2 separate regions of the Mus musculus genome follow, and region 2 is linked to region 1. A link is a loop called in an ENCODE intact Hi-C map of the cell type or tissue named here. Cell type or tissue: left cerebral cortex. All regions are shown on one strand.

Region 1 (2,500 bases):
CTTTATATGAGAACCTCTTTAATTCTTTCCTCCATTTTTTTCCCCAAGGGGCTTGTATCTAAAATTAGGTCTTTCTTTATGATTGAGCAGTAAGCACTCTTATCCACTGAATTATCTCTCTAGCTCCAAAAAGTACCTCTTGACCTCATACATAATGAGGATTATTTTTCTATTATGGGGATAGAGGAGTGGGTACAAACCCCAGGTGCCCAAGTCACTAAACACATCCACATGCACCATTAAACAGCATGTCACATCCCCCAGCTGAGTGACTGAGAAATGTCAAAGTCACCCAAGAATAAAGTGTAAGGGAATGAGGAATTAGGTTTCCATCGCTCTTCAGAGTAACCTTACATGCCTTACCTAACCTCTTCAGTGATCTTGTCCCAGAATACTGTGGAAAAGACTCCATACCAACAAGTCACCCTGGATAGATCTGCAGACACATGGGTCCTTAAGAAGTAACAATCCATCGCTGGCAAATGGAAAACAGTTTCTCCTGGGGCATGGCAAGACTTCATTTTGGGGTAAGGATAGGTGAGGGAAGAAAGAATAACTCCAGAAAGGGTAGAGAGTTTGGAACACACGTTTCTTTAACTTTAAAAAGTTCTGCAAAGAGTCTTTCCTTTCTGAACAGAGGCTAAAACCTGTGGTCTCTTCTCTGGAGCAAGTCTGAATCCGGCCCCTCTGAATCACATCACTACCTCGAGAAAGTCCCACCACTCAGGGTCTCAGGGCATCTCCTAGGGGCAGAACCTTCTGGACTCTATCTTCAATGGGACCCTATGGACGGATGGTCTGCCAGACATTTGTCCTCTGAGGGGCGTACTATGGCTAGAAGTCATCTCATAAAATGTTCTTAAAGGATGCTCATCACCAGGGAGCTTGTGGTTAAACTAAGGAACAACCATTGCCTGCGATGTCACCAGACCCTGACAGGGGGGCTGTCACCTACCTCTGTCACGATGGTGGACAGGAAGATGTCCTTGTCGTACTCCCAGCCATCCAGGCAGTTCTCCTGCTCCAGCTGCTCCAGGTCCACGTCCCGTCCCGGCTCCAGCCCTAGCTCAGAGAAGTTGGCGATGGTGGCCAGTCGGTAGCGGCGGCATTTCTGAGGCACCTCTGGTCCGTCCTTCGTCTCCATCGGGATACTGTGGTTGCGCCACGCGCTGCTCAGGTTCACGGTGTCTGGTATCCGGCAACGGTGCTCCGGGATCGCCGTCAGGAACACGGCTGACAACCCAGTAAAGCCATTGGGGATGATGCTGGCGCTGAGCAGGAAGAAGATGAGGCGCTGGAAGGTCCCCCACTCGCCCAGGAAGGCGGTCACCTCGTCGTAGTCAAGCATAGAGTCGGCAGCCCACGGCGTCCCGCCGGGAATCCGAGGATACTCGGGCGCAGTGGGCGGCGCACGGTTTGTCCGTGCACGCGGAGCACCAGTCACTCGTCGAAGAGGAGTTCGAGAAAGCGTCGGGAGACGTTTTCCACACGGAGAAGCTCGTGAGTTCCTCCCGCCGCCTCAGACCCCGCCAGCGCCAGAGACACCGAGGACGTGAGGCCATGATGGACTCCGCGCGGAGTCTGGCCTAGACTGCAAGGCCGGCCGTGCAGTCCTGAGGCGAACCGTGGGGTGGGCGCGGCAGGAGTCTGAGTGATCCGTAGTGGGCACTGGACGCGCCTGTACGTGAGGCGGGTCTGGTCCCGGTCTCCGAGCTGGCTGGACAGTGCGGAAGCGGGATGGAGCCTGGCTTCAGAACTGCGCGGGTGTGAGGGAGCCTAGGAGTCCCTTGCCTACTACTCTGAGCTGTTCGCTGAGGAACGCCCTGAGGTAAAGTCCTTCCCAGTCGAGAGCAAGCGAGTCGGGCTGGGGGCGGGGCCGCTGTAGTCCCCGCCCCGAAGCTGCTGCTAGAGGGAGGGACGGGTCTTCTCAAGCCACACCCCCCGAGCGAGTCGGGCTGGGGGCGGGGCCGCTGTAGTCCCCGCCCCGAAGCTGCTGCTAGAGGGAGGGATGGGTCTTCTCAAGCCACAACCCCGAGCTGGTCCCCAGGGCTCCTTTGGGGGAAGTTGTGACCAAGCTGGGTGTTGACTTGGAGAAAGGCGTAGGATTTCGGTATGAAACACCCTCTCAACTTTTTGTTATGGGTCAGAAAGGGATTGTATCCCACCAAAAGTCTTCTCCTTCAATGGACCTGAGTTCAATTCCCAGCACGCATTGGAGGCTTACAACCTTCTGGTAACTCCAGTTCCGGGGGAACTAATCCCCTTTTCTGGTCCCCTGTCACATATAGTGCACAGACATACATGCAATCAAAACGCCCACTCACATAATGTCATATTATAATAATCATTAAGAGATTGAGACAAATTTTGAGGCTGTGGTCATGAGGCTGTGGGCAATGAATTTCAATTTCTAGGCTCTGTTCTGTGCTTTATGTTTTTAAAGATTAAGAAATCATTCAGTTATTCATCAAATCGACTTAAGCAAATATAAAAATTTAAC
Region 2 (2,500 bases), 88 kb before region 1:
CAGGTACTCCTAGCTTCTCCCTACTGCTCCTGAAACCATTTCTTGATGTTGGATCTAGACCTAAGGGCTAACTAAACTCACCAAGAAACTATCTCCAACTGGCCAATCCCAATCCCTGATACTCAATGAACCAGTTGCTCAATAGTATCACAGAAGATTCTTCTCATATTCTGCATATTCAATACTGCTGAGCCTCCAGGAAACTACAGTTGGTGCCCAAGTCCCCAAACACATCCACATGCACCATTAAATGGCCTGCCACACCCCCAGCAGAGTGACTGAGAAATGTCAAAGTCACCCAAGAATAAAGTGCAAGGGGATGAGGAATTAGGTTTCCATCGCTTTTCAGAGTAACCTTACATGCCTTACCGAACCTCTCCAGTGATCTTGTCCCAGAATACTGTGGAAAAGACTCCATACCAACAAGTCACCCTGGATAGATCTGCAGACACATGGGTCCTTAAGAAGTAACAATCCATCGCGGGCAAATGGAAAACAGTTTCTCCTGGGGCATGGCAAGCCTTCATTTTGGGATGAGGACAGGTGAGGGAAGAAAGAATAACTCCAGAAAAGGTAGAGAGTTTGGAACACACGTTTCTTTAACTTTAAAAAGTTCTGCAAAGAGTCTTTCCTTTCTGAACAGAGGCTAAAACTGTGGCCTCTTCTCTGGAGCAAGTCTGAATCCGGCCCCTCTGAATCACATCACTACCTCGAGAAAGTCCCACCCCTCAGGGTCTCAGGGCATCTCCTAAGGGGCAGAACCTTCTGGACTCTATCTTCAATGGGACCCTATGGACGGATGGTCTGCCAGACACTTGTCCCCTGAGGGGCGTACTATGGCTAGAAGTCATCTCATAAAATGTTCCTGGGCCACCTGACTGGAGGATGCTCATCAGCCTGTGCGTTGGACGAAGGGCTACAACCGTCGCCGCGATGTCACCAGACCCTGATAGGGGGGCTGTCACCTACCTCTGTCACGATGGTGGACAGGAAGACGTCCTTGTCGTACTCCCAGCCATCCAGGCAGCTCTCCTGCTCCAGCTGCTCCAGGTCCACGTCCCGCCCCGGCTCCAGCCCTAGCTCAGAGAAGTTGGCGATGGTGGCCAGTCGGTAGCGGCGGCATTTCTGAGGCACCTGTCGTCCGTCCTTCGTCTCCAACGGGATACTGTGGTTGCGCCACGCGCTGCTCAGGTTCACGGTGTGAGGCACAAGGCAACGGTGCTCCGGGGTCCCCGCCAGGAACACGATGGACATACCATTGAAGCCATTGGGGATGATGCTGGCGCTGAGCAGGAAGAAGATGAGGCGCTGGAAGGGCCCCCACTCGCCTAGGAAGGCGGTCACCTCGTCGTAGTCCCGCATGCCGTCCTCAGCCTCCCACAGCGCCCGTATGGGAATAAGGGGACACCGTGGCGCGGGAGACGGGGCGCTGAGAGCCTCTGCGTGCAAGGCTCGTGAGTTCCCACCGACGCCTCCGACTCGGCCACCGCCAACTTTACATAGGGCCTGAGGGCGGGGCGGGCTCTGGGCATGGGCCTGGGCCGCAAGGCCCGCCCCGCCGTCCCGGCTCTGAGGCGCGGCGCGGCGCGGCACGGCGGGGGCGGGGCAGGGGCCTGAGTGACGCACAGTGGGCGCCGGCCATCGGCCGCGCGTGCGCCTGAGGCGGAGCCGAGCTAGGACTCAGAACTAGCTGGGCGGTACAGAAGGCGGGGCTGAACCGGGCTTCAGAACTGTCAGCGAGGGAGGGGTGTGGCTTCATTCGACCACGCCTCCATAGTCTCTACGGGGCCCGGGTTGGGTGAACACTTCTAGTTCCGCCCAGACTGGAAGACTGAGGCGGGGCGTCTGTGAGCCACGCCCCTAACAGGTCCGCTCTAGGGGGCGGAATTGGGTCTTTTCAGGACACTTCCTGGAGCAGGTTCCCAGGGTGCCCTTCTCTTGAGGGAAAGGGTGACTTTGAAAAGTTTGTGTCCAAGGCCATCCTGGGAAGACCATTCTGGGTGTTCAATGGAAAGAGGCTTAGAATTTAAGCAGTAAACAGCCCACCTTCTCAAATTTTTGTTGTGGTTGAGAGATATTGTGAACCTCGGAGAGTCTCATTGACAACGACAGCCTTTGTTGCAGTTTTTCCTGGAAAGACTGCCATCTTTTGTGGCTGCGGAGATAGCTCAGCTAGGACTCTCTTTAAGAGTCCAGATTGCTCCTCCAGAGGACCTTGGCTTGCTTCCTAAAAGGCATAGGGCAGCTCACAGGCCCAGTAGGCATGCACTCGGCACATTAGACAAAACAGACTTGCAGGCAAAACACTCATACACATAAAATAAAATAATAGTTATATATATTTACATATAATATATACATATATTAAAAAGGGGTGGATTTTGAGACTGGTGATGAGAAAGGTGGCAATGAATTTTAATTCCCAGACTATTATGTTCTTAAATTATTTTGTTGTCTTTTGATTTAAGAAATAGTAAAATTTTGACTTCAAGATTAAGGA

Evidence for each region. Peaks named below come from ENCODE experiments on the same cell type or tissue, not always from the same donor. Only the 100,000 strongest peaks of a DNase experiment are listed, where the experiment ranks them.
Region 2: it touches region 1 in a loop (2.9-fold over the local background); 3 of 42 quality-filtered maps call a loop at or near these places.

Annotation. Positions count from the first base shown.
Region 1 is chr11:53,978,510-53,981,009 of GRCm38, forward strand. It overlaps Slc22a21 (solute carrier family 22 (organic cation transporter), member 21), which reads right to left and starts at 1,824. Exons shown (of 10, transcript NM_019723.3): 1 at 956-1,824. The coding sequence starts at 1,348. It overlaps Gm30927 (predicted gene, 30927), which reads left to right and starts at 1,522. Exons shown (of 4, transcript NR_168634.1): 1 at 1,522-1,828. In left cerebral cortex, no CTCF peak of the experiment used is centred here; DNase peaks (open chromatin) are centred at 1,394, 1,578 and 1,876; H3K4me3 peaks cover 1,305 bases.
Region 2 is chr11:53,890,178-53,892,677 of GRCm38, forward strand. Slc22a5 (solute carrier family 22 (organic cation transporter), member 5) reads right to left here and starts at 1,526. Exons shown (of 10, transcript NM_011396.3): 1 at 970-1,526. The coding sequence starts at 1,362. In left cerebral cortex, no CTCF peak of the experiment used is centred here; DNase peaks (open chromatin) are centred at 1,187 and 1,727; H3K4me3 peaks cover 1,912 bases; H3K27ac peaks cover 1,065 bases.